2 separate regions of the Homo sapiens genome follow, and region 1 is linked to region 2. A link is an interaction called in ENCODE POLR2A ChIA-PET data of the cell type or tissue named here. Cell type or tissue: PC-3. All regions are shown on one strand. Links, peaks and the distances in the headings refer to the core of each region. The heading gives the core; the rest is flanking DNA.

Region 1 (4,681 bases), core at 241-4,240, 440 kb before region 2:
ATCAACTTGAGTTTCAATCCTAACTTTGAGATATTACTTTGTACTCCAGTCAGTTTGTTGTCTCTTTTTAAAATGTTTCCGGCTGGGTGTGGTGGCTCATGCCTGTAATCTCAATGCTTTGGGATGCTGAGGCAGGAACACTGCTTGAGGCCAGGAGCTCAAGATGAGCCTGGGCAACAAAGTGAGGCCCCATCTCTGCAAGAAATTTTTAAAAATACAATAAGATAGAGAGGAAATAAGATAATTACTTCTGAAGGAGGTAACATGTTCTATAAATCAGAAGTATGACTGGAGGTATGAGGTATCCTGGAGGTATGTGTGGATTTATCTGCCTGGTATGGCCCAATTCTCTTTGTTATTAAAGCAGGAAATCAACACGACTCAAGTTTAGCACCAGGTAACGTAGGTTTCATGTGGCAAGATGACTTAGCTAAACTTGATCATCATGTTTGAAGCCAATGGCTGCTGATCTTTACTTCCCTATCAAACCTGCTGCAATGCTTTATAGTAATGGCTATGTACTTTCTATACACTGTCTCCTTCAGTCTTATGTCTCTTTCCAATACTCAGAGTGGAATGGAGTTTAGGGATTGCTCCCTGGTCTATCCAATTTTCCAAAATTACTACTCTGGGTAAGATTTTTTTTTTTTTTTTAATTTTTTGAGACAGGGTCTCACTCTGGCTGCTCAGGCTGGAAGGCAGTAGCACCATCACAGTGCACCGTAGCCTCGACCTCCAAGTTCCAGGCTCAAGTGATCCTCCCTCCTCAGCCCTACAGGCATGTGCCACTGCACCTAGCTAATTTAAAATTTTTTTTGGTAGACTCCCTAATTTGCCCAGGCTGGTCTCAAACTCCTGAGATCAAGCAATTCTCCCACCTCAGCCTCCCAAAATGTTGGGATTACAGGCATGAGCCACCACACCTAGCCAAGATATTCTTCACTGTATTCCACGGGACCATACCTCCTGTCCAGGGAGAACTCCCTGGCTCACAAAAGATAAGAGTGCACTCTCTATGCCTAGCTTCTTTTTTTATATTTATTTATTTGTGACAGGGTCAGGTTTTGCTGCCCAGGCTAGAGTGCAGTGGTGCAATCATGGCTCAGTGGCTCACTGCAGCCTGGACCTCCCAGGCTCAAGCAATCTCCCACCTCAGCCTCCTGAGAAGCTGAGACTACAGGCGCATGCCACTACATCTGTCTGATTTTTGTATTTTTATTTTATAGAGATGGGAGTCTCCCTATGTTGCCCAGGCTAGTCTCAAACTCCTAGGCTCAAACATTCCACCTGCCTTGGCCTCCCGAAGTGCTGGGATTACAGGCATAAGCCACTGTGTCTGGCCCCACACTTGGACTTCGTAGGTCTGAAACTTCATTTTATTCAAGAGCTATTCTTAATATAATAGTTTGTGGTTTAAGATTATAGCTATTAACTTTTATTAAAGACAGAATTTTCTTCTCAGTTTTCTAAAAAGCTTTTTTTTTTTTCATATTCTCTTGGCTTTAAAGAGAAGAGCAGTGTAAAAGTGGCTAGTCTGCCCCTTTAACTGCAAGTTCCCCTTAAATCTTACTTTCACTTCCACAGTGTTACTGAACCTCCTCTCTGACAAAGGTCTAATGACTTCCTAATTGACAAATCAAAAACTGCCTTCTCTGCTGACAGCCTCTACATTGAAAGCTTTCGTTCCTATCACTTCTTTTACAGTGCAAATCTCAGTTAATTTCTATTCTCATTCTCCTTTGTCTTCTCTTTCAATCTCACTCCACTCTTTTCCTTGGGTTACTAAGGACAAACATATCCCTTTATTTTTGTACTTGTAGCAGTTTTTGTACTGCTCTTAATAACCCTTAGTATAGGCTAAGTTCTCACTTTACCTGTACACATGATTGCTGCTGTGATTTGTTTGTATGTATTGCTCCAAAATTCATATGATGGAACCTAACCCCCTAGGAGGTGGTATTAGGAGGTGGGGTGCTTCGCAGGTCATTAGGCTATGAGAATTCTGCCTTCATGGATAAGATAAATGCCCTTTTAAAAAATGCATCATAGAGCTGCCTCCCTGCTCCCATGCCTTTTGCCATATGAGGACACCTAGACTGCATTATCTCTGAAAAATGAGCCTTTTTCTTTTCTATTCTCCTTCTACCATGTGAGGACACGGCTTTACCTCCTTCTCCAGAGGATGCAACAATAAGGCACCATCTTGGAAGCAGAAAGCAGCCCTCACCAGACACCAAATCTGCCAGCACCTTGATCTTGGATTTCCCAGACTCCAGAACTGTGAGAAATAAATTTTTATTTTTTATCAATGAGCCAGTCTAAGGTATTTTGTTATAGCAACGCAAACGGACCAAGATAATTACCTTTTTTTACTAGAATATTTGTTACCTGAGCATGAAGTTTTATCTTTCTTTACTGCCTTTTACATAGGAGGTAATCAAATGTGTCCTGAATTCAGGTTATTAAATTATATAATGAATTAGATTATATTGCCACTGTGTTGTCTCTTTTCACCAAAATCTACTAATAAATAGTTATGTTAAGAAATTAAATATATTGCCAGGTGCGGTGGCTCACGCTGTAATCCCAGCACTTTGGGAAGCTGAGGCGGGCGGATCACAAGGTCAGAAGTTCAAGACCAGCCTGGCCAAGAGACCAGCCTGGTCAATATGGTGAAACCCTATCTCTACTAAAAATACAAAAATTAGCCAGGCGTGGTGGCAGGTGCCTGTAATCCCAACTACTCAGGAGGCTGAGGCAGGAGAATTGCTTGAACCCTGGAGGTGGAGGTGGCAGTGAGCTGAGATTGAGCCATTGCACTCCAGCCTGGGTGATGGAGCAAGATTCCGACTCAAAAAATAAAAAAATAAAAATAAATAAATAAATAAATAAATAAATAAATAAATAAATAAATAAAATAAATTATATTAAAATATCACAAATTAAAATCAACACCAAAAATAAAAGCATTATGACAATGGACTAGAAAATTTAAAAACAATAAAAACAAAAAAAATCAATGTTGAGCCATATGCCTGAGCATCAGTTTACTGTCTAGATCTAGCATGAGTATAACTTGGGCTGTTAGCTTGAGTAGGCATACATTAAGTAGACAAAAGAGAAAGTTATTCCACACAAACAATATTTTTAACAGGTTAAGCTTAAAATCCTTTAATATGCAAGGACTTACTTCTGGTTTCAAATAGAAAAGCATGTTGAAATATGATGATTTTTAGTCATTGGTCAGAAAATTTATTTTAGTCTAATTTTCACTAACAAAATTTTACAAGTAAAACATGGCAGAGGTAAACAATTTTAATTAAAATTTTAAAAAATCCACCAGAATAAAACAAACCCTTTTTTTTTTAAAGAAGCCATCACATTAAAAAAACCATCACATTAGGCCGGGTGCAGTGGCTCATGCCAGTAATCCCAGCACTTTGGGAGGCCAAGGTGGGCAGATCACTTGAGGCCAGGAGTTCGAGACCAGCCTGGCCAACATGGTGAAACCTTGTCTCTACTAAAAATACAAAAATTAGCCGAGTGTGGTAGTGTGTGCCTGTAATCCTAGCTACTCAGGAGGCTGAGGCACAAGAATCACTTGAACCTGGGCAGCGGGGTTGCAGTGAGCAAAGATTGTACCACTGCACTCCAGGCTGGGTGACAGAGTGATTATTCTGTCTCAAAAAAAATAAAAAGCCATCACATTAATAAGAATGCCCCCTGGTATTATTAAACTCTAGCTGTAGAAGCATTACAAAGAGGAAATTCTTTACCAGTACTTCTTTCCTCATTGTCACACCCCACAGCCTACTCTCTCAAAAATGAAGTTGCTTCTATCATGAGCAATCCCAGGGACGGCAGGAGAAACATATACACACACATACCGGCAGAGAGTTAGAACTAATCCTTTCCACTGCATGTCCACAAAAAAGACTGTGTTTACATTTTCAGCTAGAGATCATAGGAAAAGCTTATTCTTTGCAACTCTGTCTCTTAGCTTAACTGTTGACCCAAAGTCTTTGTTTATTTAATGAGTCCAACTCATGTTGTATGAGATATCCCTATTGTGTCTATTACTCTTTCTTCTTGTGCTCTCTGTCTTGACTACAGTACAATTACAGTACAAAGCAATAAAAGAGACACTTTCCTTTATGTTTGTGAGAATAGAGTCTATTGACATATGGTTTACAAAACAATTATGAGTACACTTACAGTGCCCATTGAATTAAGAGGGTTAGCTCAGTTTGGAAAACCCTAGCATATGTATAATTTCTAAATCTGTAATATCTAGTAATCTACTTGATAAATTAATTGAATTTATTGATTAATGCAATAAAAGTCCATAGCTGATCTGAAATCTTTCAAGAAAAGTAATTATTTTATATTTATATTTACTCTATTAGATCTCCAGAGAACATGATTAGAATTGAGCCCTTCAAAATATTCTGAAATTACATCCTCATGGAATGGCAAGATGTAATAATTGTTCTGCCTGGGGAAGTCAGAGAGGGTTCCAGAGCAGAGTATACACACATGAACCTACTCCCTCTCGTTTACTTACTGCAGACATTGCGAATAAAGCTCGCACTTCACTCTTTTCCTCTGTTTCTAGATGTGGTCTTTCATTTCCTCGGCAGAATACTCCTGGCATGATCTTTAAGGAATGAAATGTTGTCTA
Region 2 (4,681 bases), core at 287-4,286:
TCACTTTCTCATCAAAAAAACATGACAGATTGAGTTCCTCCACATCCTCAACAACACTTGATGTGGCTAGTCTTTTTATTACAGCCATTCTTATTGTTATGTAGTGGTATCTCATTGTGTTTTTAATTTACATATCATTGATGATTAATGGTATTGAAAATCTTATCTCCTTTGTTGAATGTTTCCTAAGTATTTGTCTGCACCTTAATTGTTTGTATTTGTTTGGTTTGTTTTCCTAATTTTTTATGGGATCTAGAAACAAATCACATGTCAGATAATCATATTGAAAATAATTTTGCCCAATCTGAGGCTTATCTTTTTATTTTTGTAATGAAAAGGAGGAGAACTTAGTTTTGATGACATCCATTTTATCAATCTTTTTCTTTTATATTTTGTGCCTTATGTCTGATCTGAGAAAGTTTTGCTTACCATAAGGTCAAAAAAATTTCACCTCTGTTGGATTTTATAGTTTTAGATTTTTACACGGAGATCTGTAATCAATTTTGAGTCACTTTGGCGTACAGTGTTAGATAAAGGTTGGTGCTTATTTGTTTGTTTTTATTTATATATGAAAATAGGATAGAAATAATAATTGAGAATTTAGAAGAGGACAACTTACCTCAGCTAAAAAATAATTTGAACCCCCTGATTTATTAGCTAAAATATGCCAATATCTAAGTAGCCTGGTGAAAGTTTAAAAATGTCTGAGTTAAGAGAATGCCTAAGTACATTTAGGCAAGACAAAATAAAGTTTACATGCACAAGAATAATATCAAGTTGACATAAACTCTTTCTACATCACGCACTCCAGAAGATACTGAAATATCAACAGAGTTTTGAGGGAGAAATATTGCCACCAAGAACTCTATAATGGCTATGTTTAAAGGGAAAAGAAAACAATTCTCAGATACACATGTCTCAACAACGTAGTTTGCATGCTTTTAAAAGGTGGGGAAAAAAAACCCTCAGACATATTCCAGCTATTTGAAGGATGTATCAGAATAAAGAAGTTAAGAATTTGTAAGTCATGGCAAAAATAGCATGAGGGTCAGAATAAAGTCAGTTAAGCAGAATTGAAAAAATTAGGACTTAAACTGAACACAAATGCCACATTAATATTTGGAAAAAGACATGCATAATATAAAAACAAAGTAAATCTGAAGCTAAAAACACAGAAATTATATTAAATAGGAACAAACTTATGAATAGAAATAAATGTGTGCTAAATTTTATACCTTCTTTAGAAAGAATCAGTATAAAGTATATCAATTTAACTGTGATAATAAGAGTAATGCAGGTTTGAGTATGTTATTTAGAAATGTTAATCACTAATATTAATAGAACTATGAAGAGTCATATAGCTATCAAGTAACTAAAGAAAGAGAACAAAAGAAACTATATCCTACATCCTAAAAAGAGAAAATGTAATGGAAACACTTAAAATAATAAAGCATGATTATAAGATTAAATACATAAATTTGATAATTGAAATATGCTAAATTACCTTAACAAATTTTAATAAGATTCAAATGTTTGTCAACAAACAAAATTCAGACACATTCTGATGCAGGTTTCTTGGATTTGGTTTTTTTTTATACTTGACAAACATTTCAGAATTTTTTGCTATAGATAAAAAGTGAAGGATTTAACAAGAGACCTGAGACTTTATTTACTCAAATATCTTTTGTCATCTACTAGCTGTTTACAGCAGACAAGTTAATCTACTTCTCTGTGTTGTGGTTTCCTCAACTGCAAAATGAAAACAATAATAGTACCTAGTGTCTACCTCATAAGATTGTTCTAAGGTTTGCCTGAATTAAAAGATGCAAGGTGGTTGGGTGGGGTGGCTATAATCCCAGCACTTTAGGAGGCTAAGGTGGGCAGATCACTTGAGGTCAGAAGTTTGAGACCAGCGTGGCCAACATGGTGAAACCCCGTATCTACTAAAAAAATACAAAAAAGTAACCAGGCGTGGTAACGCTAGCCTGTAGTCCAAACTACTCGGGAGGCTGAGGTAGAATTGCTTGATCTCAGGAGGCGGAGGTTGCAGTGAGCTGAGATCATGCCACGGCACTCCAGCCTGGGCAACAGAGCGAGACTCCATCTAAAAAAAATAAAAAATAATTTAAAAAGATGCATAGTGCTAAGGACACTGCTTGTTTATAGTAAGTGCTAAATCCATATTGTTATATAAAGAATTTCAGTTAGAAAACATTTGGAAAGTGAGAAGTAGTACCAGGTATAAAGTCATCAAAACTATATGCTTGAACTGGGGCTGGCTGGGTATTCAGTTTTTGATGTCACGTGCAGACATTTGTTCCTGAGAGTAGTAGCTCCAGACACCCAGTAGGGAGGCATTGGAGGCGCTGATAAGATTTTCCGAAGCTTTCTAAACAAGCACCTGAAATAGTACAGAATTTGAGGGGCTGGGAAAGGAAGATTTGGAGTTGGAAGGCTTTAACATCATTATATCCAGTACAGTCTGTTCCACTGAGGGACTTTGAGAATAGAAGATATCAGCTATCAAGGACAAAAATAGCTGTTCAATTGACAGATGAGAAATTTCAAATGTTTTCAAAGGAAAACATAGAATAGTTATTTATGATGTTTGAACAAGCAAATAATTATCTTCTCTTTAAGAAAATACAAAGATGATGAATAATGTCTTGGATGCAAAAATGCTTCATTTGCCAGTGTGACTGGCATCCTCTGAATGAGTGGATGGGAAAAGAAAGATAATGGACCAGGAGTGAGGCCCCAGGGCCCATTTAGCTTCTGCTGTGATTATGGATTGAGTGCTCCCTTTCAGAGAAATGCATTCCACATTTGAAAGCAGACTAGTGTAGAGATGCGAAAAAGAAAGTAATATGCAGATTGCATTTGTAACATACGCCTTTGTGCTGATATTTCTCCGACCGAGAAAAATAAAGGGGGGAATATTTAACGTATATAAAAATCATACCAGATAATTTTGAATGAGTCAACAGAAGAAAATGCAAAGTGAGAAATTTGATACACAAAAGTCATATGATTTATCAAAATGGAAGAGCAGTAAAAATACTTTCCATGCATGTGGATAAGAAAGGGATATTAAATACATTTAGAAAAGAAAAGAAAAGAAAAGGAAAAGAAAAGAAGTGCTGAGCTTTTTGAAGTGGTGTATTACCTGTGGTTCACACCCAGACAAGTATTAATTGTCGTGAACATTAGTTACGGGTGATGAATATCAGCTTCATGCATGTTCTGCAGACTCTCCCTTCTCAAGCAGCAGGGCAAATTCAAGCAAGCTGCAGTTTATATGCCTGCCACTGAAGGTACAAGGTTAAGCAGAATCAATACAAACGTCTGTTGCAGTATAACTTTCATGTTTCAACATTTAAAAGGAAGACACAATGACTAAAGGGAAGTTTCTAATTTTTCCTACTCATGTTGAGCCTTTTGTGAAGGGAGTCTGCTGAAAATATTATTTAGAATGAAAAAAAGTGCAGATTATGAAAATAATATTATGCAAATGAAAAAGTAGAAAATAAAAAGAGAGAAGTAGACACAATTTGTACTTTGGTAGTGATTAGGAAAGAATGATCTGAGGAAGTGGAACTTTTGTCTAAGAGGAAGAAGGAAATCAGAGTAAGGTGAAGAATGATGGTATATGGCTTCTTAAAACCTTCCTATATTTTGTGTTTAAAGAAAATGTAACAGCTTGAATGAAAGATTGCAGGTCATATGTAGGAGAAGGGGATAAAGTAACTCAACCTCTGAAGGTAGTAGAGTATAAGACTTTTAGACCCAGTTACTTCAATAAATAAAAAGAACAAACTACAATTACAAAGAAAAATATGTACAGGGGAACGGAAAGATATGCTAATTATAATTTGAGACTAAATACTCTGTGTAGCATATACAGGCAAAAAATGCCAAGAGATAAATGTTTCCGAAATTAATTAGTCAATTAATTAATAAAACAGAAGAAAGAATAAAAAAGTAAAAGGAAACAAACTTTCAGCACACGGTTATTTAATTTTAAGCAATTGATATTCAATTTCTGTAGAAACTTTGTTGGACTGGCTTATGGGAGTTGGATTGTAAATATGTATAATATGTAAATAACTTTTAATATATTTGAAGGATTTAAAAAGAGGGATAGTAGATATGAAAGTGCTGTACAATGAATATCATTACAGACACTAGGAATGTTGAAAGGAATACCCAAAGAACATTTCCAATTCTTATCTCATATCATCTGCTTATATGTATTTAATTTCCCACAGAGGGTCACTTTTAAAATATAAGCCATTCCTTATTGAATTTACTTTTTCAACTTATCTTTTTTCAAAGCACTACCTCTTAGGATTTTTATATAGTGGGATTCATTTGCCTGCTTTTCTATGTTTATGTTTATTGTTTTTGTCATCCAAAGATTCTAAAAAGCAGGAAGCATAACCATTTACATTGCCAAGTCCGGAAGAAGTAAATATTATCATACAATAATGATTGTCAGAGATTAATTCACTGGGTGATATTTAAAACAATTCCATTTTGGAAAAGCAATTCAATTTCAATTTCTTATCCAGCTTTCATCTTCTAGTAAAATTCATGGTAAAACCGGATAAGTCTTTTTAATATGTAGTCAACTCTCAATTACCCTGCAAATCTTGCTTGCAAACACTGAATGTTCTTACAA

Evidence for each region. ChIA-PET counts read pairs that join two places held together with the same protein. Peaks named below come from ENCODE experiments on the same cell type or tissue, not always from the same donor. Only the 100,000 strongest peaks of a DNase experiment are listed, where the experiment ranks them.
Region 1: POLR2A ChIA-PET joins it to region 2 with 8 read pairs; 1 of 35 experiments calls an interaction of 5 or more read pairs at or near these places.

Annotation. Positions count from the first base shown.
Region 1 is chr2:142,863,033-142,867,713 of GRCh38, reverse strand. LOC105373652 (a long non-coding RNA gene) reads left to right here. Exons shown (of 5, transcript XR_923389.3): 4 at 2,155-2,280; 5 at 4,616-4,681. Among named protein-coding and RNA genes, the nearest start is that of KYNU, 12 kb to the left of the region's middle. In PC-3, for the core only: no CTCF peak of the experiment used is centred there; a DNase peak (open chromatin) is centred at 353; H3K27ac peaks cover 839 bases.
Region 2 is chr2:142,424,361-142,429,041 of GRCh38, reverse strand. No RefSeq gene overlaps it. Among named protein-coding and RNA genes, the nearest start is that of LRP1B, 300 kb to the right of the region's middle. In PC-3, for the core only: no CTCF peak of the experiment used is centred there; no DNase peak of the experiment used is centred there; H3K4me3 peaks cover 1,011 bases; H3K27me3 peaks cover 372 bases.